2 separate regions of the Mus musculus genome follow, and region 2 is linked to region 1. A link is a contact called in ENCODE Hi-C or POLR2A ChIA-PET data. All regions are on one chromosome and are shown on one strand. The core of a region is the stretch at or near the end of the contact, and the rest is flanking DNA. Distances in the headings are between cores, read along the strand shown. Region 1 holds the start of Prdm4 (PR domain containing 4). Region 2 holds the start of Rtcb (RNA 2',3'-cyclic phosphate and 5'-OH ligase).

Region 1 (3,950 bases), core at 1,030-3,529:
GTGAGGCGGGGTCCCTCTTGTTGCTGTGACCGCCTGTATCCAACTCCCATCTCCCAGAGGACTGCTAGAATTACAGATGCACATTCCTGCATATAGCTTTTTTATGTGAGCGATCGAACTGGAATTGCCAGCCTCCCTACATAGCTGCTTTTATTCACTGGGCCATTTCCCCAGCCCTGGGATGGTACCTTAGTCCCCTTTTAACGATAAGAAAGCCTAGATTTTGAGGTTTAAAACAAAAAAACCACCAACCCCCCTGCTCCCCCCCAACACACACCAAGTTTAAAATCACCTAACTAGTCAGGGGTACAGCTGAGTTTTGAAGTCAAACCTAATTTAAGATTTCCACTCTCTTAGCCTAGAAACAAATTACAAACAAAACTGTTCTTGCTTTTTTTCCGAGTCCTGTTTACATTACAACCTGGCTTAACTGTGGGGTATAAAGTTTTTCACAGACCTATTTCTAGAATTACACTCCATCTATATGGTAATCATAAAACTAGCTTTTGGACATCAACTACATCCAAAAAAATGTTCAAGCCACGCCCACTCATCACCCAGAGAGACAGCTAGAACCACATGGAAAATGAGGTACACTATCTGAAGGACCAAAGATCAACAAAAGGATGTTACTTCTCACGAAGAATGGAAACTCTGTGTAACCTAAAGAAGCCACTGCTACTTTAGCAAAGTCTCTAGGCCCCAGCTAGTTTAAAACAGACTTCTCTAAATTCTCCCACCTGCAACCATACCTAAAATACAACCATCACTGGAACCACAAGGCCTAAATACAACATACAGATTACAGTAACTTATTAGAGCAGAGTTAAGTGTGTGGCTTCACCTCCTATTCTTAAAGCTCCTGAACGTCTATACAATGTCATCATCAATAATAACTCGTGTGAAATTCTGGACCTTCTCACACCCGTTCAAACAAGACTTTAGTAACAGAGGCTCAGCAGATTTCTGTTTGATGTGAGTCCCCAAAACGTGATGGCCTCAACAGCCATAAACCAAAGGTCACAAGTACTCAAAGACAGAAGACACCAGGAAGGAATGCTGCACACAGTGACTCCCAAGGGACCTTCCCCTTCAACAAGGCACAGCCATTCTACCAACCTCATATCACCGTCCTAAGAAGGCCTAAAGGATACTGAGTTCTTTCTGTCTTGTCACTGTGTCTTCTGCCAATTATTCTTAGCTGTTTTTATGTTTCTAACTGACCGAAGTTGATCAATTGTTGGTTGCAAACCTCGCGCTGTTTTCTGGAAATGACATTTAAGAAACTAACAGGAATACAGCCACTTTACAAAATGCATCAACCAGCTCCAATAATTTCAGTCAATACGTTTTCTCTTCCCCGCTATATTGACAGCCTTTTAAAAGCTTTTGGGGGCGGGGGGGGGGGGAACCCAGCTAAATACTGCTCCGTCTTTACTACTCCGCTAACACAGTACCTTCTAGTTCAGGAGACTTGCACAATTTAAAAACTTCACCTCCGCACTCCACCATCCCTGGCTACAGTAACCCGCAAACCCCCAAAGGTGAAGAACTATGATACTACAGTAACATTCCAAATTAAAATAGCGAAAGCTAAAATACGACAGGAAAGAGGTGCCAAGCAGCTAACAATGTACGGCTACTCAGAACAATCACCCCAGGAACCAACTAGTACTCTGGATATTTCTATTGGGTTCAGGTGCTCAAATCCATTTACGCGTCACACGTGTGGCCCGAAGGCACCCAAACAAAGACTGAGTCTCCGGCGGCGTCCGCCCCGCTCCCTCGGCCCTGCCTTGGGGACCTGCCCTGCTCACCTGCACGTCCAGGGCAGGGGGCCGGCGGCTGCTAGGTGCGCGATGGGGCCGGTGTCACGTGCTACCACATCCCGCCGGTGGCCGCGCCTCCCCGCACTGCCCGACGTCTCCGAGGGCCGGCGGCTGCGCTCCGCGGCGAGGGCCCGGCATGCTGGGCGGCGCCCGGGGCTGTTTTCCCAGAAGCGCTGGCAGCCGGACTGGCCGACCTGGAAGAAGAGAAGAGCGATCAGCCGTGGCCTTTCCCTGCCCCGGGCCGCTCGAGCCCGCCCCGCCGCGTCGCCCACCTGAGGCCCGCGCTGGGGAGCACTGGCCCGGCCGCCTGGCTCGTCATCGGGCCGAACGTCGGCCCGGACGCTCCTGCCTCCCGGGACCCCGCGCCCGGTTTACAGCTCTCCTAACATTTCCCGCCCGGCCCCGCCCGGTCAGGCCCGCCGCCTTCACGGGGCCGCACCCTCGGGGGCGCCTTTCCGGCTTCTCAGCCACTCCGGGCCCGTTTCCGGCTTCCCAGCCACTCTGCGTCCGTGCTACCTGCCTACGGCCTGCGCTCCGACCCGCTCTTCCGGGGATACGCACCGCCCCCTCTCTGCGTGTGGAGAACCGCAGAGCCCCGGGAGTGGGCGGGCTTAGAGACGCTCCACCCAGAGTGTTGCAGCTCAGCTGGGTGCCGATCCAATCGAGGGCCGAATAATCGCTCCGCCGTTGCTAGGAGACCAGAACTGATACACGTGCTAGGGGTGCGTTCTGAACTCCAACGTTCTCCAGACTCTGCTTTTCTGTCCAGATGGCATGGCCTCAAGTAGGGAAGCATGAATCCACATAACACAACGTTTTTAAATATAGGATTGGGCCAGACGGCGGTGTGGCCCAGGAGTAATCGGGTTTCGATTCTGAAACTCTTTTACCCTGTGTGAAGTTTCCCTGCTCCCACATCATAAAAGATGATGTTGGGATTTGTGCAGGTGTTTTTCTTCTCTCTTTGCCTTCCCGTCCCTTCTGCACGGACAGGCACAGTGCTTACTTAGAATAATCATTGGAACCACAACATCTGCTCGGTAGCCAACTTTTGACATAATGTTTATTCATATGAGTGGGTGGGTGGATGTGAAAGCAAATGTGCATGTGTAAAAGAAGTTAGAGAACAACTTACACTCTCTTTCCCACATGTGGGTACCAGGGACTAAAGAGCCTTACCCTCTTTGCCACCTTGTCAGTCTATTTATGGCAATATCCCATACCCCACAATTCACTAATCATACCTAAGTATTTACCCAATACAGAAACATATACATGTGTGTATGTATGTATGTATGTACAAAGACATATGTACTAAGTTCCTTGCAACTTTGTTAATGATCTGTCATCAACCAATAAAGAGTTGCACTGAATCACCGTTGTGGAGCCCTAGGCAGCAATAAAAAGTAACAAGCTATTTGCATGTAGGTAGACCTCTAGAAGCTTTCTACACTGAGCAAAAAAACATCAGAAACAAAAGACTAGAAGTCTGTATAAAATTCTAGAAAAGGCCAAGACTTTACTAACAGCTCTGATGGATGTTGGAAGTTAGTGATAGGTGAAGAGATGAAATTGCCTATATAGAAAGACAGACATGAGGGACCATTTTGGATAATGGTTACATGCCTGTATATGTTTATAAAGATTGATCAAATAGTAAAGATTGGTGAGTTTTGTCATGTGTAAAAATGCATTTAAAAAGTAAGAGGTGGGGCATAGTGGTGCACACGAGTACTACCAATACTTGAGGATACTAAGGCAGGAAGGTCAGAAATTCAAGGTCATTCTGGTTTACATAGTAAGTTCTAGACAGACCTGGCATCTTTATAAAGACAATATTTAATTAGGGCTGGCTTATCCGTTCAGAGGTTCAGTCCATTATTATCAAGGTGGGAACATGGCAGCATCCAGGCAGGCATGGTGCAGGAGGAGCTGAGAGTTCTACATCTTCAACTGAAGGCTGCTAGGAGAATACTGGCGTCCAAGCAGGTAGAATAAGGGTCTTAAAGCCACACCCACAGTGACACACCTACTCCCAACAAAGCCACACCTCCAAATAGTGACATTCCCTGTGCCAAGCATATTCAAACCACCACACCGGGCTACAGAAGATGTAGCCCA
Region 2 (4,191 bases), core at 1,283-3,782, 41 kb after region 1:
ATAAATGTATCTGAGAAGTGCCCCACCCCCCCAAAAAAGAAAAAAGTACTGGTTTGAATAATTAGGCACTTTGAGATTTGAATTCTGGCTCTGTCACTATGAAGCTGTGACCAAGGACAAGCTAAAAGTCACTTACACTCACTGCATTTTGGAATTCTACAAGAGACAGACAATATCTCCCTTTTTAGTTATTTCAAACATGACATGAACAATCAGTATAGAGATCTAATGACACGCAGTGAGTGCAGGATGGACAGCAGTGTGTGCTATTAGAGTGTGCAGTTATCTGAGAACAAGCCCTGAGCTCCAAACCTTTACACAGCAGTGTGCCCCAACATGTGATCACAAATATATAGGTGCTTTGATTCAAGTCTAGATCACTCCTTAAAAATGTCTCACACTGGTTGAGTTCCTCTTGATTCAGGGAACAGGGAAAGCTCTACCTCTAGTGTACTTACCACCACCTCGACAGGCGTTCCTTAATTCCTCAAACATTAGTTTTTCCAGAGCATCATTCACATAAAACACTCCTTCAACCTGATACAAAAGAAAAGCAAAATGCGTTGTCTGAACCCAAGTTTCTCAAGTACACGCCCAGTGGGCAGAACGTATACACTGCACATAGCGCTTCATTCTGCATGAACGTCTATACCACACATAGCGCTTCATTCTGCATGAACGTCTATACCACACATAGCGCTTCATTCTGCATGAACGTCTATACCACACATAGCGCTTCATTCTGCATGAACGTCTATACCACACATAGCGCTTCATTCTGCATGAACGTCTATACCACACATAGCGCTTCATTCTGCATGAACGTCTATACCACACAAAGTGCTTCATTCTGCATGAACGTCTATACCACACATAGCGCTTCATTCTGCATGAACGTCTATACCACACATAGCGCTTCATTCTGCATAAACGTCTATACCACACATAGCGCTTCATTCTGCATGAACGTCTATACCACACATAGCGCTTCATTCTGCATGAACGTCTATACCACACATAGCGCTTCATTCTGCATGAACGTCTATACCACACATAGCGCTTCATTCTGCATGAACGTCTATACCACACATAGTGCTTCATTCTGCATGAACGTCTATACCACACAAAGTGCTTCATTCTGCATGAAGCTGCCACGTTGCGTCTTTTAAGAGGAAAACTTCCAGTCACAATCTAAAAGGATCTTAGAGCATTTTAGATCTGGGTTTAAACTGGAAATGTCCAACCCGTAAAATCTAATCAACGATCTTCAAAACGGAAAAACTGCTCACAAATTTCTGAGGCGATATGTCTATCATGATTTTGCTATTATATAACTTACGCATTATAAAAAGCATCATATATATATATATATATAATATGTATGTGTGTATAATATATATGTATATAATATATGCGTATATATATTATACACACACACACACACACGGATATAATGTACAATTTTCATGTGTCACTTAATAAATTAGCAAGACTCTACCAACCAGCCTTCCCTTCTTCCACACAACAAAGGAAAATACTGTTTCACTGCTGTGGACTTTTTCTCCCTAGTATACCTTGCAAAGTGGTGCAAGGCTTCTCTGTGTAACCAGTCCTGAATGGATCTTCCATTTCCCAGCCTCCAGGGATTATAGGCCCGAGCCACCAAGCGAAGCCTATCAGAAACTTTTTACTAAGACAAAGGACTGCAAATCTTTATTGCATTCTCATGGCATTTATGAGACGGTGTCACTTAACACATGTGCCAAAACCTCACAAGTGTTTTCTTCCTCAACGTTTATCGGAACTTTCGAGTACACACGGCGGTGGCGACAGCAGGCCCAGGGTTTCAGATCCTGGTCTCTGGCTCCCAAGCCTTCAGCTGAAACACATCATTCAGGCTGAGAGAAGTGGACTCGATACGAATTCAGGGTTGTCTTCCTAGATGGGTACAGATAAGTTACCCACCAACTCGGGGGTCCTCCGCCAAGAGCATATTAAAAGCTCGAATCATGCCGATTGTCGTTACGTTAAAACCCAGTTAAGTTTGGAGAATGCCATCTGTAAACGTTAACTAAATATCAGGACTCAAGAGAAACAGAGTTCCTGGCTGGCGGTGCCAACTTGGGAAAGTCCACAGAAATCTCGGAAGACCAGGAACACCGTGTCTGATGGTGCGTGGGGAAAACACGCGTGAGCCCCCACGCTGCGTCCGTCTGTCCTCGTGTGTGTGGACCTGGCGCGTGCAGTCTGCAGAGGAGGGAGACCTGGAACCCCGCAGCCCTGCGCTGGGCGGAGGCCGCCGGTTCGCGGCGGAGTCGCGGCCTGCAGCTCCCAAGGCCGCTGCCCCAACTCACCTGCATGTTGGGCACAAAGCCCTTCTTGATCCTCCAGCAGTTTTTATTGATCTTGTCCAAGAACTGTAGCTCATCGTTGTAGTTACGACTCATGGTGGCGGCGAGGCCAGCGATAGCTCCTGGCTACGCTTAGAAAGAGAAACCACCCCGCAGTCCACCCGCTCCACGCAGCGCCGCCTCTCAGGGCGCAGGCGCGACCAGCTCCGCTCCAGGAGGGAAGATGGCAAGCGCCGAGGCTCAAAACTCTTCGCGCGAGTCCTGATCATCTCGTTACAATGAATTACAGCGCTAGTCTTCACTTGCACTTCCCCCCCCTCTTTCTTTCTCTCCCTCTTTCTTTCTTTCTCTCTCTCTCTCTTCCTTCCTTTCTTCCTTTCTTTCTTTCTTTCTTTCTTTCTTTCTTCTTTCTTCCTTCCTTCCTTTCCTTCCTTTCTTTCCTTCTTCCTTTCTTTTCCTCTTTCTTTCTTTCTTTCTTTCTTTCTTTCTTCCCCTCTTTCTTTCTTTCCCTCTTTCTTTCTTTCTTTCTTTCTTTCTTTCTGTCTGTCTGTCTGTCTGTCTTTCTTCCTTCCTTCCTTCCTTTTTTCTTTCTTTCTTTCCTTTTCTTTCTTTTCCTCTTTCTTTCTTTCCCTCTTTCTTTCTTTCTTTCTTTCTTTCTCCCCCTCTTTCTTTCTTCCCCTCTTTCTTTCTTTCCCTCTATCTTTCTTTCTTCCCCTCTTTCTTTCTTTCTTTCTTTCTTTCTTTCTTTCTCTCTCTTTTTCCTTTCTTCCCCCCTCCCCCTTTCTCTCTCCCTCCCTCCCTTCACCCCCCCCCCTTTTTTAAAGTAAGATCTCGATACTTAGCCTTGGTGAGCCTATGTATCCGGGTTGGCTTCGAACTCTCACAGATACCCTTGCCAATGTCTCCTGACTGCTGCTATTGAAGACATACTGCTTTAAGAATGTTTTTGAGCTGCTCCTGAAACCTCTTCACCCTGGATCAGGTCAACTGCTATATAGAACATACAGTTTGGAGTTCATGCCCCATGAACATTAGTGAAACAGCTGAGCAAGATAAAATACTAATGACGTTTGCAATGTATCAGAATGAGATTGAAGATGTACAACAAACACTCCATTACAAAATGAGCATCCAAAAGAAGCATATCACAACACTGTATCATTTATTTCTACAAATGCTTGTGAAGGAAATCTGCTCTGGCCAGCAATTCCCTACAAAGATGGATAAATCCCTCTTTCAGGGATCACTGTGTTCCATAGCTTTGTTTGGACTGTGTCCTGTGTCTGTACCTTTAAACTTAATTGACTCTTGCTCTTGGGATAAGAAAGCTGGCAGTGATTTGCAGGATAGTCCTACCCTGTGAAAAACACCACCATAGCAATCAGGAAGACTTGGGTTCAGGTTCCGCCTATGCCATTACCACCTTTGTGTGATACATTCCTCTGTTTTCACTTCTATGAAATGGGATCATAATTATTCATAGTGGCTCTGAAGGTCACAGACATGAAACTGGAGGAGTAACTAGACCAGGATGTTAAGTACTTATACAGCCCTCTTCTATCCCCCAGTAACCTAAGGAGTTAAGCAAAGGGTGTGGTTTCTGTTCATTTTTACATATCCACCCTGGCTGTCCCACTCTCCTGCTCCCCTGTCCAGTCTCACCCTGCTGATTAATGACACTAATGTCAACTGTGAACTGCCTAGGTTTAATAAGCTGCACTACCATTTCAGTCAATCTTTTTAAAAAAAGATTTATTTATTTTATTTATGTGAGTACACTGTAGCTGTCCTCAGACACACCAGAAGAGGGCCTCAGATCCCATTACAGATGGTTGTGAGC

Evidence for each region. Hi-C counts contacts between places; a loop is a spot of excess contacts on that map. ChIA-PET counts read pairs that join two places held with the same protein, here RNA polymerase II (POLR2A).
Region 2: a loop to region 1 is called in a map of heart, with 5 times the contacts of the local background. The contact joins the promoter of Rtcb here to the promoter of Prdm4 in region 1. A Hi-C loop is called at or near these places in 11 of 37 maps with a recorded cell type or tissue (T-helper 17 cell, adrenal gland, gastrocnemius and 3 more). POLR2A ChIA-PET finds 5 or more read pairs at or near these places in 3 of 5 experiments (Patski and embryonic stem cell).

What each region holds. Positions count from the first base shown.
Region 1 is chr10:85,914,707-85,918,656 of GRCm38, forward strand. It overlaps Prdm4 (PR domain containing 4), which reads right to left and starts at 2,280. Exons shown (of 12, transcript NM_001302886.1): 1 at 2,102-2,280; 2 at 1,818-2,023.
Region 2 is chr10:85,955,261-85,959,451 of GRCm38, forward strand. It overlaps Rtcb (RNA 2',3'-cyclic phosphate and 5'-OH ligase), which reads right to left and starts at 2,533. Exons shown (of 12, transcript NM_145422.4): 1 at 2,355-2,533; 2 at 459-537. The coding sequence starts at 2,447. Gm48175 reads left to right here. Exons shown (of 1, transcript XM_030245432.1): 1 at 1-26.